4 separate regions of the Mus musculus genome follow, and regions 1, 2 and 3 are each linked to region 4. A link is a loop called in an ENCODE intact Hi-C map of the cell type or tissue named here. Cell type or tissue: left cerebral cortex. All regions are shown on one strand. Links, peaks and the distances in the headings refer to the core of each region. The heading gives the core; the rest is flanking DNA. Region 1 overlaps Tesk2 (testis-specific kinase 2). Region 2 holds the start of Urod (uroporphyrinogen decarboxylase). Region 3 overlaps Btbd19 (BTB (POZ) domain containing 19). Region 4 holds the start of Tesk2 (testis-specific kinase 2).

Evidence for each region. Hi-C counts contacts between places; a loop is a spot of excess contacts. Peaks named below come from ENCODE experiments on the same cell type or tissue, not always from the same donor. Only the 100,000 strongest peaks of a DNase experiment are listed, where the experiment ranks them.
Region 1: a loop joins it to region 4, with 8 times the contacts of the local background. A loop is called at or near these places in 41 of 42 quality-filtered maps.
Region 2: a loop joins it to region 4, with 3 times the contacts of the local background. A loop is called at or near these places in 18 of 42 quality-filtered maps.
Region 3: it touches region 4 in a loop (4-fold over the local background); 5 of 42 quality-filtered maps call a loop at or near these places.

What each region holds. Positions count from the first base shown.
Region 1 is chr4:116,785,779-116,793,405 of GRCm38, forward strand. It overlaps Tesk2 (testis-specific kinase 2), which reads left to right. Exons shown (of 11, transcript NM_146151.4): 5 at 6,310-6,456. Among named protein-coding and RNA genes, the nearest start is that of Toe1, 18 kb to the right of the region's middle. In left cerebral cortex, for the core only: CTCF peaks have their summits at 2,728 (motif pointing left) and 3,399 (motif pointing left); DNase peaks (open chromatin) are centred at 2,775 and 3,389; H3K4me3 peaks cover 242 bases; H3K27ac peaks cover 562 bases.
Region 2 is chr4:116,987,193-116,994,819 of GRCm38, forward strand. It overlaps Zswim5 (zinc finger SWIM-type containing 5), which reads left to right. Exons shown (of 14, transcript NM_001029912.2): 14 at 1-1,913. The coding sequence ends at 141. Urod (uroporphyrinogen decarboxylase) reads right to left here and starts at 7,221. Exons shown (of 10, transcript NM_009478.4): 1 at 7,139-7,221; 2 at 6,393-6,505; 3 at 6,196-6,275; 4 at 6,056-6,118; 5 at 5,634-5,831; 6 at 5,372-5,533; 7 at 4,429-4,566; 8 at 4,201-4,301; 9 at 4,040-4,106; 10 at 2,773-3,256. The coding sequence starts at 7,158. The coding sequence ends at 3,095. In left cerebral cortex, for the core only: a CTCF peak has its summit at 4,368 (motif pointing left); a DNase peak (open chromatin) is centred at 4,368; H3K4me3 peaks cover 294 bases.
Region 3 is chr4:117,117,290-117,124,916 of GRCm38, forward strand. Btbd19 (BTB (POZ) domain containing 19) reads right to left here. Exons shown (of 8, transcript NM_001384196.1): 2 at 6,650-6,851; 3 at 6,440-6,493; 4 at 4,930-4,989; 5 at 4,125-4,193; 6 at 3,909-4,040; 7 at 3,682-3,807; 8 at 1,930-3,572. The coding sequence ends at 3,438. It also overlaps a transcript of Tctex1d4 not described here. Among named protein-coding and RNA genes, the nearest start is that of Btbd19, 4.6 kb to the right of the region's middle. In left cerebral cortex, for the core only: a CTCF peak has its summit at 4,043; DNase peaks (open chromatin) are centred at 3,312 and 3,966; H3K4me3 peaks cover 1,558 bases; H3K27ac peaks cover 1,926 bases.
Region 4 is chr4:116,715,435-116,723,061 of GRCm38, forward strand. Tesk2 (testis-specific kinase 2) reads left to right here and starts at 5,521. Exons shown (of 11, transcript NM_146151.4): 1 at 5,521-5,822. Ccdc163 (coiled-coil domain containing 163) reads left to right here. Exons shown (of 10, transcript NM_026714.3): 10 at 1-250. In left cerebral cortex, for the core only: CTCF peaks have their summits at 1,686 (motif pointing right) and 4,146 (motif pointing right); DNase peaks (open chromatin) are centred at 4,158 and 5,371; H3K4me3 peaks cover 1,510 bases; H3K27ac peaks cover 1,071 bases.

The DNA of each region.
Region 1 (7,627 bases), core at 1,154-6,153, 70 kb after region 4:
AGATCATTGGATAGTTTAACACTGGAGTAGCTTTAGATTGGCATTCATTGCAGGAAGATTATTCTGGTGAGGTATATATTATATATAAATAAATAAATTTCCAGTGCTTGTGAGGCAGAGGCATAAATATTGCATGTTCAAGGCCAGCTTGGGCTACCATGCCTTCTAGATGTGATCTGGATTGAACTGTGAACTAATCTTAAGTGTTTTCACGTAATAGATTTTTCAGTCTTTGTTTGGTTAAATGGATAGAATGTACAGATGTTCTCAGAACAGTCCTGCTACTTAGATGGCCATAAGTGACTTCGGCCACACAGCTGCCAGCATTTACCCCCTTGAATAAGTGCTCTGGGTTTAGGCCAGATGAGTATATTTGTTGAAAAGTAGAAACGAATTCAAGAGTCTGAAAGGAAAGAGCTGGGCTGGTGGCATATGTTCTTAATCCCAGCACTCAAGAGGCAGAGGCAGGTGGATCTCTGTGAGTTCTAGGCCAGTCTGGTCTAGAAAGTGAGTTACTGGACAGCCAGGGCTATACAGAGACACCCTGTCTAAAAACAAAAAAACAAAGAGTAGTCTTAGAGCTCTCTGGTGTAGCTCTGTTAGTAGAATGACTATTAATCAGCTAAGCCCTGGGTTTGATCTAAGAAGCTCATAAAACTGGCTATGGTGAGCTGCCTTAACTCCAGCATTTAGGAAGCAGAGACAGAATATCTCTGTGAAGTTCTGGCTAGACAGGGATATATAGTGAGACTTTGTCTCAAACAAACAAGCAAGCAAACAAACAACAACAAAATGAGAAAACCAAAAAAACCAAACTAGGTATGGTAGTGCATACCTATATAATCCAGTACTTAGAAGGCAGAGGCCAGTAGATAGATCTCCATGAATTTGTGACTAGCCAGGGCTACCTGATGAGATCCTATTTCAAAAAGCTCAAAGCAAGGACCCGGGTTCAGTTCCAAGCACCCATACCAGGCTGCCTGTCATTCCAGCTCCAGGGGGATCTGATGCCCTCTTGTGGCCTTCATGGGGACCTGCATTCATTTTCACAAAAACAGATATACACATATAAATCAAAATAAAACAAACAAAAAGTTTAGATTATTTCTAAAAATTAACAAAACAAAACAAAACAAAACAAAAAAAAACCCAGGGTCTCCCTAGCTAACCTGGAACTCACAGAGATTTGCCTGCCTCTGCCTCCTTAGTGCTGGGATTAAAAGTGCACACTAGGACTGGAGAGATGGCTCAGTGGTGCTCCTTCCAAGGTCCTGAGTTCAAATCCCAGCAACCACATGGTGGCTCACAACCATCCATAATGAAATTTGACATCTCATCTGGTGCATCTGAAGACAGCTACAGCGTGCTTAGATATAATAATAAATAAGTCTTTAAAAAAAAGTGCACACTACTGTACCCTGACCATTAGTTTCATTCTTTTGAGAAAGGGTATTGCTGTGATGCAAAGGATGGTTTTAAATTCATAGGCTCAAGTGTTCCTCCAGCCTCAGCCTATGGAGTAGTGTGGGACAGACAGGCAGATTGTCATCATTATTGTTGTTTGACATACATACGGTATCACTATGTAGCTCTTGGTTAGCCTGGAACCCTTAGATCAGGTTGGCTTTGAATTTACAGGGTTTACCCTTATTATCCAAGCACCACCAAAGACAATCCCTCAATACTAGTACACTGGGTATTAGCTTTTCTTTCTTTCTTTCTTTCTTTCTTTCTTTCTTTCTTTCTTTCGTTCTTTCTTTCGTTCTTTCCTTTTTTGGGGGGGTATTAGCTTTTCATTTGTTTGGTTTATAAAGACAAGGTCTCACTATGAAGCTCTGCCTATCCTGGAACATAGACCAGGCTATCCTTGAACTCAGAGATCTCCCTACCTCTGCTTCCCAAGAGCTGAGACTAAATGTGTGCACCACTATGCCTGGCTTCACTGAAGTTTTTTTTTTTTTTTTTTTAAACAGCTCTTCAAAGATAGTAAATTCAGAGATCAGCTGAAAAGAAGCAGGTTTTGGTATAGATAAAATTGACATATGTATCATTTAGCAGTTACTGGACATTTAACTGAAATACATATAACTCTCACTTGAGAGGTAAGGCAAGAAGATCAAGAATTCAAATTAATTCTCAGCTGTCTGGCAAATCTGAAGTAGCCTAGGCTGGAGAGATCCTGCCTCAAAAAAAAAATTAAAATGTTAAAAGTTCTGTAAGGTATTTAAGTATCTTGTCAGTATTGGCTTGTTCCATAGGAGAACCCAAGGGGATTTGCCTGTGAAAAATTGAATGCACAGCATGTGTGATTCCCGTCCAGGGAAGCTGACCAGGCCAATACAGCTGTTCTTGGCTTTCTTGCAGAGGGATTTGTTCAGAGGCTGCACAGCTGAGTCTGCACTGGGAGTTGCTTATGGGGAAGTGAACGTTCCTGCTAATGGGGCACACAGTGTTTAGCAACCTAGAAATCTTCCTTGTTGGCAGATCTTAAACTTCCTTGCTTCATACATGCATGCATGGGTCTTGAGACATCGAGAAGTTGTGGTTTTTGAGGGCTCATGGGCTTATAAGCCCCACCAGCGAGTTCTCCAGCATCAGGCAAGGCAAATGGACTGTGGAAAAAAATAAATTCTTTTTTGTTTCCCTCCCTGGATCTCATTTCTACTTTTCCATCCTGCCGAGGGAAGCCAGAGTCTGTTAGTCACTGAGTCCTCGTCCTGCCTCCTCTTCTCTCTGCTCCCCCTTCTGGCTGTGGATTTACTTTTTCCCTCCCTCTCGTCCTGCCTTTCTTTTTAAACAGGATCCTTCTATGTCATTCATGCTGGCTTTGGATCTTATCTTGCCTTAGCCTCCCAAGTATTACAAGTATAAACTTGAGCCACCACACCCAGCTAAGGTGACTTTCTTGGGTGTTGACACATATTTGTAAATATGTGTTTCTCTGAACCAAAACCAAGAGTCTTACCATGACCAGGCCTTCAGAAAATACAAATACACATAGTCTTAGTTTCTTCTGCCTGACATTCAGCCATGTATGTAATGTGAGTGGTTCCTGAAGATGAGCCTTCCATGCCATGCTGCCACCATGTCAAAGAAGTGAACTGTTTCTTTAGATGTTTAGCTTTTAGATGTTTTGCCGGCACGATCAGTCCCATTTCTTTTCAGTCTAGGCACTTCTGGTCTGAATTTGGGCAGATTCACCCAGAGTGAGAAGTTGTGGTGTTAATGCTTTCCGTATACCGCTGTAAGATTTCCAAGGTGGATCACAAAGAGGGTTAAGCAGGCTAACAGGCTTTCCTTATGAGAAATTATTTTCAGCTGTTCTTTCTGCCTTGCCAAGCCTGCTCTGCTTCCTATAGGAGATCTGATGATGCTCTGTACGGTGCTGCCCCCTACTGGTTCTTTTTGATGCTTCTGTCACCATGTTCTTTTAAACAAACAAAAAGATTGTGAGTTAGGCAGGTCAGGTATGCCTACCTGGTATATGGGGAAATTGAAGCACAACTGGCCTTACTTGTTGATTTGTTTTTCCAAAATGAAACCATTCATAGAAGGCATAATTGAACTAAAATTCAATTTAAATCTCTTGTCTGTTTTACCATTAGTACTCTAGTCCTTGATAAGTTCAGTATCATATTCTAAAAATTAAGGTACTCACTTGTAGAATTCATCCTTTTTTTTTCTCCATTGGAAAGAGGATGGAGATAATGGATCTTGAAAGGGTTGAGTAAATTCTTTTTAAAAGATTGATTTATTCATCTATTTTACCTCTATGAGTGTTGTGTCTCTATACCAGAAGAGAGCATCAGATACAGATGCAACATGTGGTTCCTGGGTATTGAACTCAGGATCTCTGGACGAGAAGTCAAGTGTCCCTAACCACTAAGCCATCTCTCCAGCCCAAGTGAATTCATTTTTGAGTTCCTGTCCTGCGTGGCGTTCTCTCATTCAAATGCTATGACCACTGACTCCTTGTATAATGCATGTAGTTGTAGAAAGATGTACTCTGGAGCCAGACTCTATAATCTGCCTGATTCTGCCTTTAATATAATAGAATAATCTGAACCTTTAAATGTCAAACTCTGAAACTGGGAACACCTTTGATCCCAAACATTTCAGAAGAGGGATGCTCAGCCCATGTGGATCTATCTTGTAGGATTGTTGTGTAGATTAAATGAAATAAGGCATATAAAAATTTTAGAGATTGATGGCTCAGTGATTAAGAGCACTGACTGCTCATCCAGAGGTTCTGAGTTCAATTCCCAGCAACCACATGGTGGCTCACAACCATCTGCAATGGGATCCGATGCCCTCTTCAGGTATGTCTCAAGACAGCTATAGTGTACTCATATAAATAAAATAAATAAATCTTTAAAAGAAAAAACATACAAAAAAAAATAGAGCAAGCAAAAAAGTATATTTACGTATAGACCACAACAACCAACTTTCTTTTTTTTTTTCAGTTTATTGATTTTTATTTTATGTGTAGTATGCCTGCATGTATGTTTGTGTGAGGCTGTCAGATCTTTGAGTTACATACAGGTGTGAGCTGCCATGTGGGTGCTGAGAACTAAACCCAGGTCCTCTGGAAGAGCAGTCAGAGCTCTCAACCTCGGAACCATATCTCCAGCCCCAACAACAAAATTTTCATTGAATATTTATACATAATGCCTATACAACATTTAACACTCCTAAAGGGTTTTTTGTGTTTGTTTTAAAAGATTTATTTATTTTATGCATATGAGTAGACTGTCGATGTCTTCAGACACACCAGAAGAGGGCATCTGATCACATTAAGGATGGTTGGGAGCCACCATCTGGTTGCTGGGAATTGAACTCAGGACTTCTGGAACAGCAGTCAGTGCTCCTAACTGCTGAGCCAGCTCTCCAGCCCCCCCCCCTCCCTTTTTGATCTTTAGAATCTTACTGTGTAACACAGTCAGGCCCAAAACTTACAGAGATCTGCCTTCCAAGTGGTGGAATTAAAGACATATACCAACACACCTAGCTACTTTTCCAGACTTTAAAAAAAAAAATCATCGGGCTGGTGAGATGGCTCAGCAGTTAAGAGTGCCGACTGCTCTTCCAAAGGTCCTGAGTTCAAATCCCAGTGACTGCTCTTCCAAAGGTCCCAAGTTCAAATCCTAGCAACCACATGGTGGCTCACAACCATCCATAACAAAAATCTGATGCCTTCTTCTGGAGTGTCTGAAAGACAGCTACAGTGTATACACATATAATAAATAAATAAATAAATCTTAAGAAAAAAAAAGAATTGAGAAACCATCAACTACAAGCCAAGTTCAAAGTCAACTAGTGTGACAAGACACCCAGACTCTAAAAATAAATAAAATATTAAAAAAAAATCATCACAGGGGACTGAGAGTTGGTTCAGAAGTTAAGAGCACTTGCTCTTGCAGAGAGGCCAGGTTCAGTTCCCCCTACTTACATGGTGTCTCACAACCACCCGTAACTCCAGTTCCAGGAGCTTCAACAGTTCTGATATCTAAAAGTATCAGGCACACAGGTGTGCACATACATACATATAGGCAACACACACAAAGCTGCTTTTTTTTAATTAAAAAATAATCACACAGCTGGGTGTGATGGCATATACTTGTACTACCAAGTTGGGGAGGGGGATCCTGAGCTCAAGGCTAGCCTGGGTTGTATGGTGAGGCTAGTTCCAAACAAATAAAAGTGCAAAAACCCCTCCCCAAGCAGTGCTTCAAGGATATGCAGGAATAATGGAGAAGAGCAGGTTTCCTGGAAGAACATTCTTTAGTTCTTCCACAGCCCTGTCTCCTGCTCGGCCCACTTAGGTCTTGACCTCTGAGCTGGAGCTGAAGTGGCCTGGTTGCAAATGGGCATTTTTTTCCCAAGCATCTTATTTGGTGTATACAGCTTTTTGATACAGTTGGCCTCTTCCTTTTTGACTATTCTCTTCCTCTAGTTTCTATGGTGACATTTTGGCATGGTTTTTGTTTGTTTGTTTGTTTGTTGTTTTGCTTTTAGACAGGGTCTCACTTTTAAGAGCACTGACTGCTCTTCCAGAGGTCCTGAGTTCAATTCTCAGCAACCACTTGGTGGCTCACAACCATTTGTAATGGGATTCGATGCCCTCATCTGGTGTGTCTAAAGATAGCGACAGTGTAGTGTACTCACATATATAAAATAAATAAACCTTTAATTAAAAAATAAAGAAAAGAAAAGAACAAATTTAGTTTTCAGGTATTCCCTCTTCCTGTTTTTACCACCAGCGCAAACCTTTTTGATAAGTCCTGACTGGGCTTTCTTTCTCTTTCACAGTATATCAACTCTGGGAACCTGGAGCAGCTGCTGGACAGTGACTTGTATTTACCGTGGACTGTGAGAGTGAAACTGGCCTATGACATAGCAGTGGGCCTCAGCTACCTTCACTTCAAAGGCATTTTCCATCGGGACCTCACATCAAAGGTGTGAAGGCTTTGCTTTCATAACTGTTGAGGAGCACAGGGGTAAAAACAAAAAAAAAAACAAAAAAACAAAAAAAAACCTGTGCTTATTAAGAAATCTAGAACTATGGGGAATCTCTGTTTTAGATTTCACTTTTAATCAAAACATAACTCAGTATTTCTAAAGATTAGCTATAACAGTTAACCTTTAGAAAGCATCTACCTGGACTAAGACTCTTAGTTGGGAGGGTGCTTGCTTAGTCTGAACAAAGATTTGATCTCTAGCACTAGATAGTTTAAGCAGGAGGATCAAAAGTTTATGATCAATCTCAGCTACATAGAGTTCAAGGCCAGCCTGGGTTATTTAGATCATCTCTAACAATCAAAACCAAATCGGCCTCCGGCTGCTCAGAGCAGCCACTTTGAGTGTGGAGGCAGGCAACACCCACATCTCGAGAGCCTTTACATTTGCATTTAGTGCCCTGAATGTATGCTGTAGGAGCTGCGTAAAGCTTCAGCACAACTGTGTAGTCCAATCCGTTTTCTCTCCCGAGTTCCCTGAGAGTCAAGGGAACGCATGTTTGGCGTGCAGGGTGGGTCACTGTGTGCTGACCCATTTTCTATTGTGTGATTGAGTTTCTACCTTCCTGCCAGGTCTTCTTTGATGTTAGCTGGTCACTGTAGTATTGTTTTGTTGTCCAGATTGCTGTGTGACCAGGCTAGAAAAGTGTTTCTTTCAGAGAAATTTGGCCTTGTTACAAAGCAGGAACTGAAGGACTAAATGTCCCAGGATACTTCCATGACAAGACTCCCCCCCCCCCCCCCCCCCGGTATCCCCCTGAAACAGAGCTTTTCTGTGTGTAGTCCTGGCTGTTCAGGAACTTAATCTGTAGATCAGCTCGCCTTGAACTCAGAGATCTGCCTGCCTCTGCCTCCTGGGATTGAAGGTATGCGCCACCACTGCCTGGGTCCGTGACAAGGCTTTTAAAATTATTTGAACTAATGGAAGGACTGTACAGCCACCTAGCTTATGTAGTATGATGCCTGCCCAAGAGCCACATTCAAGTCTTCTAAGGTTTGTTAGAGGGTTTGTTTTGTTTTGAGGGTTTAGTTTTATACGTATGGATATTTGCCTACATGTATGTGTCTGTACTATGTGCATGTGTATGCAGGGACCAGAAGAGGGTATCAGA
Region 2 (7,627 bases), core at 1,536-6,535, 270 kb after region 4:
GAGTTTCTGAGCAAAGCTCGTGAGACCTTCCTACTGCCCCAGGATGGTCACTTGCAATTTGCCCAATTCATTGACAACCTCAAACAGATATACAAAGGCAAGAAGAAGCTGATGCTGTTGGTTCGGGAGCGCTTTGGCTGAGAAAGTGGATCACTTGCTGCTAGGGCAGCCTGAGCTTCCAGGTCAGGACAAGGACTCTGAAACATCTGTCTACCCTGAGAGGACTCAGTACCACAGACCTAAGGATGGGAAGAGTCTGACATTCGCCAGTATTCCTGCCTTGGCAAGCTTCTCACTCCAGCTCTACAGTTCCTGAGGAGCTGGACCCTGCAGACCGGTCAGAAGCCCCCCCACAACATGTCACCTCACGCCCCTATATCCTGCGTGTCCTGGCCATTGGCCCCACTCCCTTGGCAAACACAGAACACTGTTCCGTCTCAGGGATTGCTTAACCAGAGAAAACAGAAGCATTTATGGTACTGTAAATACTATAGTATATGTGTCGTCAAGCATTGTAAAGCTGTAACTATTTATAATTCCGACTCTGATTTGACGGGCACTTAAAGTAGCTGTGGGTGGGAGAATAGGCTTGTTTTCTGAGGAGACTCACAACCATTTCTCAGGTTTCCCGTACAGAGTATATGCTGTTGGCAGTGGATAAGTGGGGGCGGCAGGGAGAAAAATGGACAGTTAAAATCCAAGTCTTATATGTCAGAAACTGTGGCCTGAAGATAGGACACCTAGCCTAATGGTCATTGAGGGGCAGAGGTCAAGAGTGGCTTAGATATTTGTCTCACAACGTTGTGAACACAGAAGCTCCGGCCTCTGCCTCACACACTCCAGGAGCCTGATGAACACCTGAATAACAAGTGCAGGGAGAAGACGAAGGTCCAGGAAGCCGCTGAGCTTACAAGATACATCTGCTCTGGTCACCTTTATGTTAGAGAATCTGCTCTCATCTCCAGTGTGTATGTGTGTATGAACATGTGTCTGTGTACAAAGATACACGTGTGCATGCCTGTGTCAGTTCTGTTAATTGTGTGACATGTGTTAGACTGGGTTTCATTTGTGAGTGATAACACATACCTAAGTGTTAAGTGTACTCATGTCTTCATGTTTAGTGTATGTGTGTATCTAGGCTCACACGGGTACCTATGTGTAAACATGTTTGTCTCTGAAGGTATGCCTGCTGACCATGATGTGTCTTTATGCGAGTGGTCTCTACGTGTAGTCTGTCAGTGTCTTCACACTTGAGGCTCTGCATGAGTGTGCCTTCCGCCAACTCTCTCTTGCCCATCCGTCCCTTAGTCTCTTGCTAGCTGAGCACTGTTATGCATCCTGTGCCTCCTCTGTTTACCTTCTCTCAGCAAACACGTTTCTAAGCACGTGTCCCTCTGCTCTTAAGACTGGCCACTTTTGCTCCATAGTTCTTTTTTTACACAAACGTGTTTTCTTCCTCCAACTCTCTACCTCAAACTTCCTCTGCCTACTCTCATCATAATCTCATTGGTAGCTCACTCGGAGGCTGAGGCTGGTATTCCTTTAGCCTTGCCCTTCCTAGTTTCTAGTTCTAGCGGATAAGCCCCATCTTAGCCCATGCTGACCTCCACAGTGTATCACGTTTGTACTACTTCATGACCCCTATGCTTAGCCTGGAATTATAGGAGGTAGCAAGGGCATTCAGAAGACTCAGTTGGATACAGGTGTCTTCGGTGTTTACTGTTTTGTCTTAGTTCCTGAGTTGGGTGGGGTTTGATAGGGAAGGGGTGGTGTAGTTAGAGAATGAACTGAGGACCTTTCTGTCTGACTGACTTTATTTTTCTCTTTGAAACCTACTTGTCATCTTTTTTATTCCAAGCTGACCAGTAAGTTGTATTCGCTGTTCGTGGCTACTAATAAATGTGTTACTGTCCAGCCAAGGGCCCCTACACTGTCTCAGCCCAATGGGTTGGCAAAAAAAGGAGAAGCCACTCCCATTTCTGTATCATGATTGCCCTTTTTTAGCAAGTATGTGAACTCAGTGCTTTTCTATGAATAAATCATGGCTCACAGAAATGATTTTTCTAAAAGCAGAAATTGTGTTCTCTCAGTAAATGAGGCCCTTCTCTCCTTTGATGGGACAGGGAGCTGGTTGGGCCTAAACAGAGATGTAATGACCAGTTGGAAGATTCCTCACATCACACCCATGCCCATAGCTCTAAGGCACCCCGAGACTCTGACCTAGGAAACAGTACTCTCCTAATACCACACGGTGATCAGGGCACAAGAGTCTGAGAACACCAGTGGGTATTCTCAGAAGATGGTGCACAGTGAACTTAAAGGCCAGAGGACCCTTTGGCTTCAGAGACCTTTTTGCCTAAGGCTACGATCTTAAGCAACTAAGCTCTGTATGTTTCTGCCCTCCCATACGACGGCATCAAAACTGAAGTCTCCTTAGTTCCTGTTTCCTTTAGCTCCTCTTTCCCTCCTGAACTCTGAAGTGTTTTAGCATCTTCTGTGCCCCCTTTTGAGCTGCTTCTCCTTCCTTCAGAGACACACAGCCCTGTGTTACAGGGACCCTGACCCTTGTCTATAAATGCCATAGCTCCAACTACCTGGAAAGCTGTACCTATTATCATGTCACTCCTGAGCTCGCATGGCTGTTAGCATATCGGTAGTGTGAGCCTGGTGTTAATGCTGTAGTGTGTGCTCACGTCTTCCCTGATACCTGAGCCCCAGACTGGGGGAGACTATGCAGAGGAAGCATAACAAAAGGAACAAAGGAGCCGGGCTGCTGGTACCGCCTTTAATTCCAGCACTTGAGAGGCAGGTAGGTGGATCTTTGTGAGTTTGAGGTCGTGTGTGTGTGTGTGTGTGTGTGTGTGTGTGTGTGTGTGTGTGTGTGTGTGTGTGAGAGAGAGAGAGAGAGAGAGAGAGAGAGAGAGAGAGAGAGAGAGAAACGGGGGGGGGCTGGGCAGGAAAGGAGGGGGCTTCAGAAAGAACTGAGGATCAGGACATAAGCCTTTACAAAAGAACATGCTAGACTCCAACTCTGGAAGTTTTATTCTCCTGGAAACAATCTCTGTTGGTGGCACTTGAGCAGAAAGGCATGTACTCAATTCTGTCGAAGCAGGCGTGAATGTTTGTGTACAGCATCCACAAAGGCTCCTACACGTTCTGGGTCCATGTCAGGGTAAAGCCCATGCCCTAGGTTGGCAATGTAGCGTTGAGGCCCAAAGTCATCCAGCATTTGCTGCACCAGCCGACCGATCTCTTCCTAGAGAACCAAGAGGGTACTGTCTACAGGAGAGGCCAGCAAAGCTGCATCCTCCCTCCACACACATGCACAGGAGTGCTTCTACACAGTGTGACTGTCATTAACAACGTATCAGACTCCTCATATGTCCCAAACATTAAGAAAATAGAAGTGGGGAGCCTGTGAGGTGACTCAGCAGGTCAGGTGCTTGCTATGCAACCTCTGATGACCTCCGTTCAATCACTAGGACCCGTACAAAGGTAGAAGAAGAAAACTGACTCCACAAAGTTGTCCTAGACCTCCTCATATGCACCATAGATACAGACCCAACACACAATAATAAAAAATAAATATTTCCAAAAAATACAAATGAGAGCTGGGTGTGATGGGGTATATCCATAATCCTAGCACTTTAGGGGAGAGAGGCAGGAACCTCAAGTTCCTGGCCAACCTCAGCAATACAGTGAGGTTGAGGCTAACCTGGGCTACATGAGACTCTGTCTCAAAACAGGGAGGCAGGGTTAGGAACTTAACTCAGTGGTAGAAAGCCTGCCCAGCAAGCAAGCACAAGGTTCTGGGTTGGGTCCTTAGCTTCAAGGAGTGTCCGTGGGTGGGACAGACAAATGGACAGCCACAAAAATAAAATTTAAATTGTAAAAATGTCCTGCTTTCTTAGAGTTTACATTGTGTGTACAGAACTGAGGAAAGGAGAGACAGGTACAATAAACCATACACATGTGATTCCCAACTATTGCACAGTACACAGAGAAAACTTTGTACACTTATGTTGGACCCAATTATTACCTCAGATGCATACAAGGCACAGGGATCCAGGTTCCCCTGCAGGGTCACTGCCTTCCCGACACGTTCCCTGGAAGCAGAGCCATTGCCACAGTCTCGCTGCATTATTTGGGGATTTTACCTCCTCCACCTCAGCCTCTCCTGCCCACTCCTCTGTCACTCACCGGGCTTTCTTTGGAGCCACTGTCCAGTCAAGTCCAACTACCTCATAGCCAGCCTGGGCCAGCTCTTCCAGGGCAAAATGTCCATCCTTAGCAAAGATGATCTGGAGAGAAAGAGCAGATCGCTGATGCTAAGCCTTTCTCGGGTGCACTTTTGCTGCCCTCCAGTGGTGATTTCAGTTTATGCAGGCTGAGTGCTGCAACCTTCACTCCACCTGTCCCAGTCCTCACCATGGGCACTGGTGCCAGGCCTGCCTTCTGCAACCCAGCCTTCACTCGCTTGGCCACATCACGAATGTAGGGCAGTGCAAACTTGCTGAAGAGCTCGGTGCCAAGATGTCCTGCGTGGGACTCAAAGAGCTGCAATGCCTATAAACAGGTGACAAGAAAAACACACAAAGAGGAAGTACCTCAGGCTCCATAGACACATGATATCTTAATTCTCCTCAGGTGACTTTAAACCCTGACACATTCCCTGAGGCACAACAAGTTTTGCCTTAAAAGAAAAAATAGAAACCAGCAGCGGTTGTGCACACCTTTAATCCCAGCACTTGGGAAGCAGAGGTAGGGGGACCTGTGAGTTTGTGAGTTTGAGGCCAGCCTAGTCTACAGATTGAGTTTCAGGACAACCAAGGATACACAGAAAGAAAAGAAAAAAGAAAAGAAAAGAGAAAAGAGAAAAAAGAAAAGAGAGAGAAAGAAAGAGAGAGGGGCAGGCAGTGGTGCACATGATTTTAACCCGAGCACTGGGGAGGCAGAAACAGGTGAATCAAAAATAATAATAACAATAAAGTTTTACCTTCTCCAGACCCTCAGACCTTAAAGCCCTGCTGACAGTCTCAGGAAGGGCTAAGAATCTACATGGTTCTCAACCTGTGGGTCACAACCCCTTCTGGGTGGAATGACCCTCTCTCAGGGGTCGCATATCAGATCTCCTGTATACCAGATATTTACATTACAATTTACAACAGTAGGAAAAGTACAGCTATGAATTAGCAACAAAATCATTTTATAGTTGGGGGTCACCACACCATGAGGAACTGTATTAAAGGGTCACAGTATTAGGAAGGTTGAAAACCACTTAGATACTCTAACCAGATCATTGGAGGAAAAGTAACATCCCTGCTTTCTCCAGTTTGGGAAACCATTTACCTATTTGTCCCTAAAGACTCACCTGAGCACCAGCAGCCACTTGTCCTATTAGGTATGGGACCAGAACATCAGTGAGTATGCCAAGCAGCTTGTGACTGGCCTGTGGCCTTTGGTAGAGCCATCGTTTGGCCTGAGCCATGGTGCTTGAACTGCCGCCTTCAACCATGTATGTCATTAGGGTCCACTACAAAAAGATGAGGACGGCAGACACAGGATCCCTTGTCTATTCCAGACCTAGGAGCCTGACCTCTCCATGCTCCCATCCACACCCCTGGCCGCATTACCGGAGCACCAGCAAAGCCAATTAGTGGCACACGTCCGGCCAGCCGTTGTCGAGTAAGGGTGATGGCTTGGAACACATAGCCTAACTCTGAAGCCGCTGCTGCTGGATCCCGTAGACGCTCTAAGTCCCGCTCTTCTCTTAATGGCTCTGGAAAGCTGGGTCCTTTGCCAGGTACCATGGTCACCTCCATGCCCAATGCCTTAAGGGGGATAAAATATATGGGTACACAGCCTGGAACTCAGAGGTTTCTGTTCAACGTATGCAACAAAGAAAAGACTAAAACCTCCTGCAAACTCCATCCCTAGCGTTTGCCGCTTCCCCGTTATGTATTTAAACCTGACAAGACAGAGGATTTCCAATGAGTGCCTTCCTCCCTCTCCCCTCTTTTTTTAAAGTCCACAATCCAGGATCAGGATTGAGTACCTGGGGTACAACAAGGATGTCAGAGAAAATTATGGCAGCATCCAGAGGAAACCTTCGTAGTGGCTGCAGGGAATAGCAAGTAGGTTAGTAAGGAGACACACTGGGGGCATGAACCCCACCCTGGTTCGTGGGGCCCTCACCTGTAGAGTCAGTTCACAGCAAGCCTCGGGAGATCGGCAGGTGCTGAAGAAGTCCTGGGCAGCCCTGGTTTCCCTAAACTCTACAAGGGGAGATGGAGGACAGGACTCAGCCACAAGGTCTTCCAAAGTTACTATCTTCTCCTATCTTCACCATCTAGAATTTCAGGTTTTATCTAGACCACAGCTTTGCCCCTGACCTGGTAAGTAGCGGCCTGCCTGTCTCATGCACCAAACGGGAGTATAGTCTGTTTCCTCTCCCCAGGCTGCTCTCAGGAACGTGTCATTCTTCAGCTCCGGGAAATTCTGGAGTCTGGAGATCAGGTGAAAGGTACAGGTAGGAGTAAATGTCATTATGCTAGACTGGGATTCGGGGAGGGCACCGGTCCAGTCAGGCCGTTATCTGCCTACTCCAGACCAGCTTGCAAACCATGGCTCCCCGCCCACCGCCTCCCCTCTATCAAGTGGCGCACAAGCTCCCAGGAGGAGGGCCCCACTAGGGCCTCTTTCCTACACATTTGTCCACTTTCCCAAACTCAAAGAAACTGGAGGGACTAGAGAAGTGGAATGAAGATCCAGTAAGGGGATTAGGGGAAAGGAGTTAATTTGGGGAACCGAGCGGCAAGCATGAGAAGCTGGGATCCCCAAAACGAGAAAGGATCAAAGCTGATGGTCCCAGGTGCTAGTTAGAAGTTCTGAGTCACCTCGAAAGAAAGTCTCGGGACGCAGTCCCGCACGGTAGTCCCTGGAATGGAGACTGCGGGAAGAGGGGGGGGCAGGGAGCGGGAAAGGTTCTGTTCCATGACTGCAAGATTTGGAATCTCAGCGACTTGGGTTCAGACTTGGAGAGCTCCAATAAAAATAAGAGTTTAAGGACATATCCCTGAATTGGAAGACTCGGATCAGAAAGTAACGTAGCCACAAGCGCGTGCAGCAGAAAACTCACCCGAACCCGTTCGCCTCCATGGTAAACAGTAACTGAGCGGTCTCCGCTTTAATCTGAGGCTCCGCCCCGACACCCCAGTCCCCGCCCCTTCCTGAAGAGAACCCTGGGCGGCGCCATATTGAGAACCACGTGACCGATCCAGTGACAGCTGTGGGGCTGCCCTCCCTGCTGCCCGTAGGACCCAAACAATTTTTTACCGTAAAGTCCACTGTTGCGACGCAGTAGCAAATGCCCCAAAGAAATGACTTCCCAATACATGTTAAAACTTTTCTCATCTGTGGTATAGAAGACTTAGTACAAGCCTCGCTCTCACTCCAGTCCATGAGTCTCACAATGTCGTCTAGCTGTATAGAAACCGAAGATTTTAGGCTCTACATTTACACTACTAACCAATTTGTAGAAGTGGTAAGAGTGCTGAGCAGGACAGGAACTGCTCTAGCAATCGTCTAGGAAGCCAAAATCGCATTTAAGTGGGCAACGATTATTAGT
Region 3 (7,627 bases), core at 1,203-6,202, 400 kb after region 4:
GGTGTGCTATGTTTCTAGTGTGAAGGTCAGAGTCAGCTTTCCTACCACATGGGTCCTGTGGATTGAATTCAGGTTATCAGGCTTGGTGGTAGACACCTTGATCTACTGACACCATCTCAGCAACACAAAAATTGTCTTCTAAAAAATGAAAAGCCAGCGGTGGCACCTGCCTTTAATCCCAGCACTTGAGAGGCAGAGGCAGGCACATCTCTGTGAGTTCCAGGCTATTCTGAGCTACAGAGTTTCAGGATAGCCTGAGCTACACAGAGAAACCGGGCTTGAAAAACAATACAACGAATAAATAAATAGGGGATGGAGAGATGGCTCAGAGATTAAGAGCACTGTCTGTTCTTCCAAAGGTCCTGAGTTCAAATCCCAGCAACCACACGGTGGCTCACAACCATCCGTAATATGATCTGATGCCCTCTTCTGGGGTGTCTGAAGACAGCTACAGTGTCTACCAAATAGTAAATCTTTTAAATAAATAAACGAATCTGTATGACACATTGATGGAAACTTTAGGTGGCCAAGGTTACCACAGACCAAAGAGCAGCATTTCAACCACAGATGCTGTCAGTGTCCTGGGCCCTTCTGTTGGTTAGAAACTAGGAACTTGTACATTTCAAAAGATTTGCCTAATAGTCACAAAGATGTGATGTCACCTTCGGAGGACAATAAATGGCTCTTGTGGGGGCCAAAGATGTTCCAAGATAAAATGGCTCTAGATTTGGAGCATTCCAACCGCCCCACATCATGTGGTCCTGATCACTTAATCAGCCTCGCAGAAGGCGCGGTTCCTTTCAGAAACATTGTTCACAGCTGTGTTGAAAGTTTTTACCCTGATTGCATGATCAGTGTGGTCCTGAAGAATGAAGGTGTCACTAAGCAAGTCCAGTCAGAGCTGAACCCCCAGGCACAGTCAGCCTTGGCCACTGATCTCATCTAGCCTGGGGTGAGAAGTTCCATACTTGTAAAGTCAGCTCAACCTGCGTAGCACCTAGCCCTACTTTACCTTCTGGCTTAGCAGCCTTTCACGGCTCCCTAGTCCTTAGCTTAAACTCAATCCCTTTCCAAGCTCCACTAGGGCTAGCCTCCACTGCCAAACACAGCCTTCTAAAAACACACCACACTTCTGGACAAGAATACTTCACTAATATTTGTATCACCATAACTTTGAACGTGTCATTTCTTCTGCCTAGGACCTGTTTTGTCTGTTTGTTTGTTTCTGAAACAGGGCTTCTCTGTGTAGCTTTGGGTGTTCTGGAACTCTGTAGACAAGGCTGGTCTAGAACTCAGAGATCTGCCTACCTTTACCTCCCGAGTGCTCAGATAAAAGGTGTGCACCCACCCCCATGGCCTGGCTCTACATAGAGTCTTCCTCGACTTCCTTTGTCCTAACCCCAAGCCATCCTTCAAGAAGAACTGGATGCTACTGAGTGTAGCAGCTCACACTGGTAATGTCACTGGTATCCTCGGAAGGCTGAAACAGGAGAACTGCTATGAGTTTAAGACCAGCCTGTGAGTTCAAGGCCAGCCTGGTGGATGTAGTGATTTCAACAATCAGGGCTAAACAGAGAGACCCTTTCTCAAAATCCAAGAAAATAAAAAAAGTAGCAGAGATGAGACCTGCACAAGGGGTAGTAATACGGCTCCTGTGTGGTCCGGCTACTGCCTGAGAGCTGTCCTGTGCTGCTCAGTCTAAATGGGGTGCTCTGCCCCTCTCTGAAAACAAAACAGTAACATTAGAAGCAACAATTTACCAAACCCAGACCCTAGGAGGGAAGACAGAGCTAGGTCCCAGTCAAGCAATTGTCAAGAGAACCAGGGAGAACAGTGGCTGCGGTCCAGGGTTCCACTCGGTCAGTTCTGTTTACCAACATTCCCAAAGTTGATTTACCAAACCAGAAACTTGAATGCTGACATTAAAGCTGTGTAACATCATGCTCAGTTTATTTTTTGAAACAGGTCTCACCTTGTAACTAACCTAGGCTAGCCTCAAACTGCTGATCCTCCTCCGTCCACTTCCCAAGTGCTGACATTTACCTATGTATGCCGCCATGCTATGCTTGCCTCGCAGAACACATGTCCAGAAGACAGCCTGCATGAACAAAAGCTTTCTATCCTCAAGGAAAAGGATGGGTGCTTTAAAGCAATCTGAAGACTCTCCAAGCTCCCAAAAATAATTTAGAGGCCGGGCGTGGTGGTGCACGCCTTTAATCCCAGCACTCAGGAGGCAGAGGCAGGCGGATTTCTGAGTTTGAGGCCAGCCTGGTCTACAAAGTGAGTTCCAGGACAGCCAGGGCTACACAGAGAAACCCTGTCTCAAAAAAACCAAAAAAATAAAATAAAATAAAATAATAATAATTTCAAAAGCCTTTTCATCACAATACAGCAAAGCTAATGGAAGCGCAGTATTAGTACAGATTAGTACATGGCTTCTAAAGTTGATGTAAAGGAAGCAAAAGCATGGAACAGGCAAGCAAGCAGCAAATTACTTTCAGTGTTCATGATCCAAAGAAGGGTGCCAGGAGTGGTCCCACTGGGCAGCCACCTTTTCCATCTTGACAGAATACAAATATTCATCTTTAATTCATAAGCAATATATTTTTATGTAAAGCCAGAATTAGGAGCGATAGTACACGCCTTTAATCTCTGTACCAGGGAGGCAGAGGCAGTCGGAGCGCAGTGAGTTCAAAGCTAGTCTGTCCTAAATAGCTCTAGGTCAGATGGGGTTACAGTGAGAGATTGTCGACAACCCATCCCACCCCCCAATAATTCTGGAACTCCCAAACGCAGAGTTTAGGATTGCTAAATCTCAAGGAAATTTTGTAGGCTGTCCTGGAAAGCAGTATGGACGTTAAAGGGCTCAGGAGGAAAAGCTTGACAATCAAAGCGATGGGACCATCATAGGGATGGATACTGTCCCCTGACAGAGAAAGGAGTGAGGGGCACTGGCTAGGGTAACAGCAGAAGAGACCCTAGAAGGGAGAAAAGGCATGAGGTAGGCAAGAATGAGGTCCGGGTTCCAGATCCGCACAAAAGATTAACACTATTTCCAGGGTTGGGAAAGATGGTGAGAAGCTCGAATTTGCGCTGAGCCTGAAGCTGATTTGTTAAAGAGGATGAGCTACATAGAGATCGCGTCATCCGAGTAGAGGGGCGTAGAGGAATGATCGACTTGCAGAATGCCGCATGAGCTTATGCAACAAAGGCCACCCTCGTTTCCGGTCTCAGGACATCACCCAAGCCACAACTTTGGGCCCATTGCGCAATCCCTACTCTTCCACAGAGGCTTAGGTTTCACTCTAGACGCAGAGCGGTCCTTCCCGTATCCGGCGGCTGAGCTTGCTGGGAGCGGAAGCCCACCTCCAACGCAGAGCACCTCGGGAGCTGTAGTTTGGGATGTAGTCAACTTCCTGGGAAGGTCCGGAAGTGGATCATTTGAAACGAAGGTCCAGAAAGCGATGGTGATCCCGGGGCCGGGTACCCCTCCGCCGGCGGCACGGCGCGCTCCGGGCCGCATCTCCTCTCCGTAGGGCGTGACACTTCCATGCCTCCACAATCTGTTCAACCTGTAGGGGAAAGCGGGTCACCACGCAGACCGAAGTCCCAAGCCTCCCGCCCTTGCTCCTCGTTCCCACGTGGCAGAGTGGATCTGAGTTTGGTTACTGGCGTCCGCACCGGGATGAGCGGTTCCCGTCGGTTCTGCTCTTCCAGGGCGCTTAGCTCCGCCGGGGCAAGCAAAGCCAGTCTCAGCTCTCGGACCACTGGAGCTGCCACCTCAGCCACGGGTTGCTCTAACACCGCCTGTGGAAGCGAGCCTTGAGCACGTGCCTGCTGCCCGCTTACAGAGTTCCCGTGGCCTGCACCGTTTCGGTGTCCTCGCCCTCCCCCCAGGTCCCACTCACGGCGCCCACGCGTGCCCAGCTTCGGGCTGCCTGGACTAGCTCAGTCTCATCCACGCAGAGCTTGTCACTGCGTAGCACAGGCAGCAGCGCGGTGGCGGACAGCTCCAGAAAGCCACGGGTGCGGAGCGCCTCCTATGGGCCGGTGTGTCGGTCAGGGCAGAGAAAAAATGGCATGGGGGGGCTACAAGTTACAAGTATAAGGATGGGGAGTTGTACCTGGCTGTGAGCTTCTATAAAGGCTATGCACCGCTCCTGTAGTGACCCCAGGCCAAAGGTTACAGCAACCTGAGAGCAGAGTATGATTAGGCTAGAGACTGAAGAAGCTGGATAACCCAGATTTGCACACAAGGTACTGCCACTGAGCACAATCTAAACAGAAGGCTAGCAGCACCTGCAGTGTCTCCTGAAAGTAGGCAAAGTGCCTTGTGCAGAGCACACAGGTGTGGGGTAGAGGAGACCATGTTCAGGTCTTTCAAACTCCATCTTTGAGCCCAAGCTTGGCTTCTAAACTCCACACCCCCACCTTTCTACTATCCATGTTTAGAATTGTTTTGTTGTTGTTTTTCAAGACAGAGTTTCTCTAGGTAACCTTGGTTGTCATGGAACTCACTCTGTAGTCCAAGCTGGCCTTGAACTCAGAGATCTACCTGCCTCTGCTTGGATTAAAGGCATGCACCACCATCTTTCAACCTCTTTTTTCCCACTCTTAATAGATCACTATGTAGCCCTGGCAGGTCTCGAACTCTGGCTTCTGCTTTCCAAGTACTGGAGTTAAAGGTGTGTGTCATCACACCTGCCTTTCCCAGCCTATTCGTCCTACATATGACCTTACTGATATACTCTGTACCCTACAGATCTGAGCACAGGCAGAATTTCTTTCATAAGCATATCCTTGAGCACATATTGTTCTTTAACAGACAGACCAGTCCGGGCTTCTGACGGAGGAGGCCATTCTATAGGCCATTGGAGGACCACATTCTAAACATCAGATTCATCCACAGGGCTGCTCATCAGTACTCACCTGCAGAGCCTCACAGACCAGCTCCACATCCAACACCTTCACCACAAACTCCAGGCAGAGCTGGGGACAGAAATGAAGCGACCTGTGTGCCGGTGTCAAGACTCCAAGTCCTATCCCAGAAACAATGGAGCTTGGAGCAATGACTCATTCAGACTCCCAGCAGCCCCAGCGCCACCTTGAGCGCCCAGATTTGGAAAACAGATGCAATTGTTCAGACCTGTAATTTAGCAAGCCCAGAGGGCCTGGAGGCCAGCAAAGCACCTTCTGGTACACTTGTCTCTGGTAAAACTCATCCAAAAACTCCAGTCTCTTCCTCCAAAAAGGCACTGGGCAGTGCCAGCTGTCCCTTCTCAGGGCCACCTACCTCTTGTGGACTGCCATTTCCTCCTCGGCCACACCCTCTGGATTTCTGCACTGATCTGACAGGCCCTTTCCTTTCCCTCTTCTCTCAGTCCCTTTCCCTTGCCAAAAACTTTCAATGAATCTCCACTATCCTTGCGTCAAAAGTCCAGGGAAGGAAGAGTTGAGACAGGGTCTTGCTGTGTAGCCCTGGCTGGCTTAGAACTCACTCTGTGGACAAGGTTAGCCCTGAGCTTAGAATTATCCTCCTCTATTCTGCCTACTGGGTGCTGGATATATAGGTACATACCACCACCACACCTGGCTGGTGCTAGGAATTAAACCCAGAGCCTATAGTATGCTAGGCAAGTGCTCTGCCACTGACCTACACTCCCAGCCTAAAGCCCCGATTCTTTTTTTTTTTTTTTTCCTTTTTTTGGACAGAGTTTCTCTGTGTAGCCCTGGCTGTCCTGGAACTCACTCTGTAGATCAGGCTGGCCTTGAACTCAGAAATCTGCCTGCCTCTGCCTCCCAAGTGCTGGGATTAAAGGCGGGCACCACCAACGCCCGGCAAGTCCCGATTCTTGAAGCACCTGTGTGAATCAGCTTCCTGGTACCCTTCCCAGCTCACCCCACACCCAAGTTCCCAGTCCACCACACAGCTAAGGAGTTCCTTGAGTGTCCTGTGACTGTAATGTCATCTTCCCACCCCTGAACAAAACCCTATTTGTTCTTCCAGCTCTGACACAAAGGTTTCCTTCTCCAAGAATCTCTCTCCACACATCAGCTGTTTGCCCATCACACTTAGACCCCTACTTTTAAGTCTAGGGTTTTGAGACTCTTACTCTGTAGCTCAGGCTAGCCTGGAACTCCTTAGGTAGTTCAGGCTGGCCTTAACCTTGCCATCCTCCCTAAGCCAGAAGCACAAAGCCTCCATATATGTTAAGCATTTTCATGTCTCTCCTTCCATTCAATCATGGGCCAAAGCCAATTCACCGTTGCACTGAAGAACCAGCCATAAATACTTCCTGTGCTCACTCAGCACACACTGAGCATGTACAGATCCTGTGTACACAGAGAGCTATCATACTCTGTGTGAGAAGGTCAGACTATGAAGGAGACGATGAACTGAAAGGCAAGGGAGACAAGATGGCTTGCCTGAGACACTCACCTCTCGAAGTTCCTCCAGCCCATATTCCACAGCTGTTGTCAGCACCTCCAGCACCTGCGGGGGGGGGGGGGGGGCGAGGAGGGAGAGGGGAGTGGCTGAGGGAGCAGAAGGGAGTTTCCCCCACCCCTCAACCCACAGCATAATGGGCATCCTTCTGACTCGGGCATCCTCATCTTCTCTCCCACCCAGACCTCTGCTTGGTAGGCTCACAGAGTGTTGGTGCAGCTTGACACTGTTGGTGTATAGGAACTCCAGCACAGCTAAGAAGGCTTCGGCAGGCACAGTGCTTAGCACCACAGGACTAGGTACCCCAGGGCCCAAAAGTCTCTGGAAGAAGTTACATCTACAGGCCAACAAGCACCGGTGGGCAAATACCTCTTGCCGTTCTTGACCAACCACAAAGCAAATATCACTGTGGAAGAGAGGGAGGGCCAGGGGAGGGGATCTCAGACCTAGATCACACTGTTGGCTTTACCTCTGTCACACTAGGGCTTCTTTTTGTGTGAGGTCAAAGCCTACATCTGGAAGACACAAGCCTGTGCTCTAGTCTCAGTTCCACTCGGTGACTTTATATCTTTGACTCTAAGACTTTTCAGCCATGATGGCAGGTCTCAAGGGAGTGGACTATGCTTGGTTCACAGGGGGCGGGGGGATGGGGGGGTAGGGGGATAGCAGAGCTCATGCAAGCCAGGTTGATGTCTCCCCAGTCTGAATCTTGGGGGAGAGGACACTCCTCTTGGGACGCCTTCACCAAATGCCAACTCAGCATTTTTACCCTTCTTCCTGTGGGAGGGTGTGAGGATGTGGGGTACAGAGCACACTGACTGCAGACAGACATGACAGTGATCACCATCATGAGGTGAGACCACATTTTCCATCTTCATAATCACTTCCGGCCCCAGCCTCTGTGTTAAGTAGGGGTAGGAGGCAGCAGCGAGCGCTTCAGCTTCCAAAGCCTCCTGCCTAAGGCTCCACTCTTCAGGCCAGACTGTGGCACCCTGTCCTCAAAAAACCGAGAATTATGGCAGTCTTAACCCTGGGGAGCAGGGCAGCCTCTGAGAGTCTGGGGATGGGAAACAGAGTTCTTGTCTCCCATGACCAGCCCTGCCCCCAGTGAACTCTATTCCTGGTTTCAGACAGCACTAGTCTCTTGGGCAAGCAGTGGGTGGTCGGAAACCTTGAACTACT
Region 4 (7,627 bases), core at 1,323-6,322:
CTCTGAAATCGAGTTGTCTTCAAAACAAACAAACAAAAGCCAACAAAACCAAAATCTCTATTTCTTATTTTGAGAAAGGATCTGTTTAAGTAGCCCTGGCTGTTCTGGGAACAGGCTCTCCTTGAACTCTCAGGGTTCTCCTGCCTCTGCCTCCCTAGTCCTGGCATCAAAGGTGGGCACTGCTACACCTAGCCAAGAAGTATTTTTTGCTATAACCTTCTTGAGGAAATAAAGAGTTCCATGATTCAAATTATACTATTTTTATTTTTAAACATTCTTTTATTACTTTATGTGTATGGGAATTCTGCCTGCACGTATGTCTATGCACCATCTGCGTGTAAGGTCCTGAGGGGTCAGAAGAAGGCATCAGATCCTCTTGAATTGGACTTATACACGATGGTGAGTTGCCATATAGATGCTGGCCATCAAAGAGTAGTAAGTGCTCCTAACCATTGGGCCATCTCTTTAGCTCCTTTTTAATTTTTTGAGGCAGGGTTTTCTTTTTTTAAGGAGATTTATTTTATTTATATGAATACACTGTAGCTGTCTTCTGACACACCAGAAGAGGGCATCGTATTCCATTACAGATGGTTATGAGCCACCATGTGGTTGCTGGGAATTGAACTCAGGACCTCTGGAGGAACTGTTAGTGCTCTTAACCACTGAGCCATCTCTCCAGCTCCTTGAGGCAGGATTTTATGTCACACAGATTGGCTTTGAGTGAAGTTGACTGTCTTAGTTACTTTCCTAATACTGTGATAAAATGCCACAACCAAGGCATCTCCTAGAGGGAGAGTTGTCTTGGGGCTTGTAATTTCACAGGGCCCAGCACCATCATGGTGAGATACATGTCAGCAGCTGGTGGGCTGGCACGACACGAGCAGAAGCCGAGATCACAACCATCTGAGACTACATCCCATCCACGAGCGGGAAGCACAGAGGGTGCACAGGGACTGGCAGATCTTTTGAAACTTTAATGACCCAGTGGCACACCTCCAATAAGACCATACCTCTAATCCTTCTGAAAGAGTACCAACAATTGAAGAACAAGTGTTGAAAATATGAGCCTATGGGGGGCACTTCTCATTTAAACCACCACAATGACCTTGAACTTTCTGATCCTCTTGCTAAAACCTAAATTCTAAAATTGGAGGTATATGCTGCCATACCTACTAGTCTGCTAGCTGGCTTGCTTGCTGCCACCCACCTGTCTTTTCCTTGCAATGGCAGGGATTATTGTACCCAGAGCCTCATTAAATGCTAAACAAGGGGGCTGGAGAGATGCCTCAGTGGTTAAAAGCATAGACTGCTCTTCCAGAGGTCCTAAGTTCAATTCCCAGCAACCACATGGTGGCTCACAACCATCTGTAATGAGATCTGACGCCCTCTGACACCCTCTTCTGGTGTGCATGAAGATAGAGACCGTGTATTCATATACATTAAAATAAATTTTAAAAAACATCTTTAAAAAATGCTAAACAAGTGGTAATGCTATACCTCTGGTCCATTTTTATTCAATTTCATTTAAAAAATGCCTTATACATATTTCATGTAGTTATCTGAAATAATTATAAATAAATAAAGGTTGTGGTATATACCTGTAATCCTACCACTAGGGAAGTGGAGACAAAAGGATCTGGAGGGTTTTTTTTTTATTATTTATTTTTATGTATATGAGTACATTGTCACTGTCTTCAGACTCACCAGAAGAGGGCACTGGATCACATTACAGATGGTTGTGAGCCACCATGTGGTTACTGGAATTGAACTCAGGACCTCTGGAAGAGCAGTCAGTGCTCTTAACCACTGAGCCACCTCCCCAGCCCAAGGATCTGGAGTTTGAGGCCAGCTTGGGCTGCATAAGACATCCCTGTGTCAAAACCAACAATAATGACAACAAAACAAATATGTCTTATGGTTAGCGGTTTAGTCCTTAGCTTACTTTTCTATTGCTGTGACAAAACACTAAAAGCAACTGGAGGAGGAAACGGTGAATTTTACCCATCGTTCAATCCTGAAGAGAAGTCAGGACAGGGACCTGGAGGCAGGAACTGACATGGAGGAAGGTAGCTTACTGGCTTTAAAAAAAAAAAAAGATTTATTTATTTTTTATTTATATGAGTACACTGCAGCTGTCTTCAGACACACACTAGAAGAGTGCATTGGATCCCATGTGGTTGCTGGGAATTGAACTCAAGATCTCTGGCATTGAAGGTCAGCTTTGCTTTCTGCTTTTCTGGACTTTATGTTCTAGGGGGTTCAAGATTTCCTAAGAATCAGCAGCATTTCAGAGACCTCATGAAGCCTCTGCCAGTGGTAACTGTAGACAAGAGATAATGCCATCCATCCACCAGTTAGGTCTTCGGATGCATTTGCTTAGAACTAAGATGTGCAGTCAGCTTATGGGAAGGTTCCAACTCTTAGTTCAGGCTGGCAAGAGGAGACAGTTATCTTAAAAAAAAAAAAATAGAAGGATGAGGTAGTAAAATGGGAGCTACTTTTAGTAATGGTATATTTAAATTTCTGGCCCAACTAATAGCCAACATTATGGGGAGAGGGCCTTGGACATTGAATAGTTATAGGGATATCTTCCACATTTTTTTGTTGGGGTGTGTGTGTGTACATGTGCGTGTGCACATGTGTGCGAGTGTGTGCACAGTTGCGTACATGTGTGTGTGCATGTGTGCATTTGCACCTGATTATTTTGAGCATGAGTATGTGGTGACCAGAGGCAGGGTCTCTCAGTGGGTATGATAGTGCACACCTTTAAGCCCAGCTCTTGGGAAGAGGCAGATGGATCTCTGAGTTCAAGACCATCTCTGAACTGTATAATAAGACCTTGTGCCGGGCAGTGGTGGCACATGCCTTTAATCCCAGCACTAGGGAGGCAGAGGCAGGCGAATTTCTGAGTTCGAGGCCTGCCTGGTCTACAGAGTGAGTTCCAGGACAGCCAGGGCTACACAGAGAAACCCTGTCTTGAAAAAGGACAAAAAAAAAAGACCTTGAGAGAGAGGGAAGGAGAGGAGAGGTTCTTTTTGCTTTTGTTTTATTTATTGTTATTTCATGTGAGTAAGTGCTTTGCTTTGCCTGCATGTGTGTCTGTACCACTGTGCTTGTCTGGTGCCTGCAGAGGCCAGGTGAGAGCACTGGATCCTCTGGAACTGGAGTTAACTAGAATCAGCATATATGTGCTGGGAATCGAACCAGGATCCTCTGCAAAAGCAGTCAGTGCTCTTACCTGCTGAGCCATCTCTTCAGCCCTGTTTTCATTTAGTATGTAGTATGTAGTATGCATTTACTTGGACTGACTCAGAACTCTGTAGCTCAGGTTGGCTTCAAACTTGTTTCCATCCTGCCTGAGTCTCCTGATTGCCAGGATTACAAGTGATACAGTGATATCATACTTAGCTTCAGACCCAGTTTTATTTTATTGATTTATTTTGGTGTGTATATGACAGAATCCTGTGTTGTCCAGGCTTGCTTTAGACTCTTTATATAGCCAAAGGTGGCCTTGTTCCTCCTGTCGCCACACCCCAGGTATTATAGGTATGTAGACCATACCTGGCTTGTTTGTGTACATTCATGCTACCGAGTACATGTTGGGATTAGGAGGCAGCTCTGGTGTTGGTCTTTGCCTCCCACCTTCCAGGAGTGCTGGGATGACAGACTCTTCCTCAGGTTTGCACGGTAACTACTTGAACCCTTGGTGTTGTTGTTTTTCCTCCTTCCTCTATTTAATAGTTTTTATTTTGAGGCCAGGTATCAAGTGTCCCAGGCTGGTCTAGACTCCATATCTAGCTGAGGATGACCTTGAACTCCTGAAATCCTGCCTCCACTTTCTGAATGGTGATTTGATAGGAGTGTGACACCACATCTGGGCGCCGTGCATACTAACACTGCCAAATGGACTGCATCTCCAGCCCCAAATTTAAAAAATTTTTGTTATTTAGATCCACATTTAACACAAGCCTTTTCGCCAAGCCTCTCTCTGTCTTTCACTGGGCAGATAATTTATCTGGCATGGTGGCATTAGCTCCGATTGCTACCAGTAGTATTTATCAACTGTTTGTATCAAGCTCTATGGGAGACACACTTGCAAGGGTGCCAAATCTTTCAACAGAAATGTTAAAGGACAACGGTGGAACAGTGGGTCTGAACTGCCACCAGGTGGCAGCACATAATTTATGTCAGAAAGATCCTGAACAGGCCAAGAGAACTGTGCCTGAGTACCTCCCTTCAGAGATTCTGTGAGCTAATTACTCTTCCTCAAACAATTCCCTGTTTAGGTTATGCTTCTGTTCAAGGATAAATCACACAGCATTTAAAATAAAAAGATAATTTTATTATTTAAACTCCACTCATGTTCAGCCTCTTGCAATTTTATTTCCTACTATACATTTTCATAAACTCAGCTGTCAGTAGCACTACATTCCATTGGTGTTATTATTTTCAGTGCTGGGAATTGAACCCTGGACCACATGGTACATTACCATTGCTTTCTGCCCCTAGTATTTATTTATTTATTTATTTTTTTTTGTTATTCGAGACAGGGTTTCTCTGTGCAGCCCTGGCTGTCTTGGAACTCACTCGGTAGACCAGGCTGGCCTCGAACTCAGAAATCCGCCTGCCTCTGCCTCCTGAGTGCTGGGATTAAAGGCGTGCGCCACCATGCTCGGCTCCTAGACATATTTTAATTATGTCTCACATGCTAAAGATTTCTGAAGGGAGGCCCCTAAACCGTTGGGAGTAAGACCTATATCCCACTGCTCTTATTCTTCTTTAGCAGTCTGTTCAGCTATAAAATTATGAACCCTTGAGATCCATGGCTATGGAAAGTGTGAGGAAATCTGTACCTGATGAACAGTTGGGTAGAATTGTTATTCCCTTCGAAGATCTTTCATATCTCTCCTTTCCATCTAGCTGGTGATACCAATCCTCTAAGCCTTCCCTGAATTCAATCTCTCCCTTTGGCATTTCGTTTAAGTTATACTTACTGCTCTTTCTCAAGTTGTTAGGAATTATGTGCTAATTTTAGCTTGTCAATATACTGCGTTCCTGCAGGACACTGCATTCGATCCAGCAGAACACCTTATTCAAAAGCCGCGCCAGTTTAGTGCTTGTTTAATTGGCTTAATTAATTTACCATTCGCTTCTGTTTGGGGGGGTTTGATTGGTCTCTCTTGTGTCCCGCCCTCTGAGACTCTTTAGACTAGGTTTTCCCCAAGGTGAATTCTCTCCGGTTCCGCTTTTTCAACACACTGTCCCCTCTGTTTTTAACTCCACTCTCTTCCTATTGGTTCCCTTCATCTTCTAAGAGTTGGCGCCGAGCGTTGCTGATTGGCTTTTCTGTACGCCCATTGTGCCCACCCTCGTACCACGTGGCATTCCTAACGTTAATTGGGCAACTCTATTAGCTCGTTTGTCAAAGGTTGACGATTGATTGGCTGCTCTGAGGGAGGCCTGAGGAGGGGGCGGAGCTCACGGGGCCCCGCCCCCAGCCCCCTGCCCCCCAGGCGTTTCAGACACTCACCGGCGGGGAGCCGAGAGTTTCCAGCTGCCTTCTCAGTCCCAGCGGTGATCCGCCTCCGGGCCCCGCCGAGTAGGCGGGGGAAAGCAGCTCAGACCGCAAGGCCATGGCAGTAGCCTCCAGCTCCTGCGCCGCCGCTGGCCCTGAGCAATCTCCGGCTTCTGCCCAAGGGACCCTCACCTCCTCCGCAGGCTAAACAGCCGCGGCCGGGAGCTGCTATGCTCGCTCTGGGCCGCTGCCTCCCTTACCCTCTGGCCGGCGCAGACGCCCCCTCCGCGGCTCAGTTGTGCCTCAGGTAACGTCGGGAGAGTGCCTGGGGACCAAGGCTCGGCATCCCTGCCCTGCGCGCAGCTTGGCTCATGGGTCGCTGAGCACTGGACAATCCGGTGCTGTACTTGAGATTCTCAAAGAAGCGGGGACTGTCTCTTGCCCCTCTCCCCCTTTCCTTCTCAGTTCCCTCCGGGTCCCGGGACAGTCCCCACCTCGTCTCAGGGGTCAAGAACCCATTGGACGTTATACTCAAAAGGGTTGTTTGTGTCTGACCTTCCTCACTTGTGAAGTTGTGGAATCCTTCACGTCCCGTTCCCCTACTGAGTGTGCCTCACTAGTCTCCGAGCCCCCTTCTCCCTCTGAGATCTGGATTCCCTCCGAAACGTGCTCATCTCTCCTAACCACCCTGACTCCTATCCTAAGAGACTTCTCTCCTTTTTATTCACGTTCTTACCCTTCATTTTGAAGAAGACTCTTATCTAAACTACGATTCTGATTTAGTTGGAAATAAAAGCCAGATTAGTCCAATTGAAAAACCTTTTAATTTAAACCTCTGAGAAAAACTTGTTAAAGAATTTGGACTTTATTTGTAGGCATACGGAGCCATTGAAGGTTGTAAGCAGGAGTTTGATATGGATTATCTCTGGAAAATGTGAAAGAAAGATTGAAAGTAAGACCGGAGGGCAGAAGGCCCAGGTAGTCAGGAGGCTGCTGTGTTTTGTGCGTGAGAAGAGGATGAATGGACTGGAATAGTTGTGGAAAATGAAGAGAATGGCATGAAATTCCAAGAATTTTAGAATAGAATTTAGAGGGTTTTTTGCTTTCTGCTTTTCTACATAAGGGCTTTCTCATTGGTTTATGGTATTGGGTTGGTGGTGCTAACAATGTAAAGAAGTAGATCTGAAGAATGATAAGTTGGGTTGTGGACAAGTTCAACCCGAGTTTTTCAAATAGAGGTGGAAAGTTGCTCATAGAACTGATTAAGTTAGGCTCTAAAGACATAAATTGGAATTAAATAGGAATACTTGAAACCTTAGCACCCCCTCGTAGTACTCCAGAAAGCGGAGAATTGGGCTGTGGACAGAGGCAGCATTGCTGAGGATAACAGACACTGAAGAGAGCTAGAACACTGTGGCAGTATCACAGAAGCCAAAGACAGTCTCCAGAAGGGAGGGGGATACCAGGCGCTTCCCAGGTCAAGCAGCAGGAGAGTGTGAAGCCACGAGTCTGGCAATTAGGAAGTGACTTGTTTTCTTTCAAAGGCAGTTTTGATAATCTGGTGGTTGTAATGCAGTGGTCAGCCCACGGATTTAGGAGTAAGTGGAAGGCAGGCGGCAGTGAGCAGCACATCTGCCTTCTTTCTCTCTTTTTCTGCTTGTTTGAGGGTAGGCCAGCCGGGAATTATGCGTGTTATCACACTAGACTGGTCTTATTTTTATTGTGATCAGTTATCTGTAGATAAATCAGCTTTCTCTGGAGGTTGACGGAACTGCGGTGAGTTTCTGACATGAGCGTTATAGCCATGGGAATCATCAGTGGGAAATAGCAAGGGTTTGTTGTTTTTAGGTTTATTTTTATTTTATGTGATGAGTGCTTCTTCTGTTGGTTTGGTTTCAGACAGAATCTCGCAGTGTAGCCCTGACTGATTTGGAACTCACTATGTGGATCATGCTGTATGGTGTGTAAGTGTGTGCCTGTGTGTATGTTTGTGCACATGTGTGAAGGTGCCCTCAGAGATCAGAAAAGGGTGTCAGACCCTTGGAACTGGAGTGATGATTGTTGTGGCTGCCACGTGGGTGTTAGGACTCGAACCTGGGTTCTCTAGAAGAG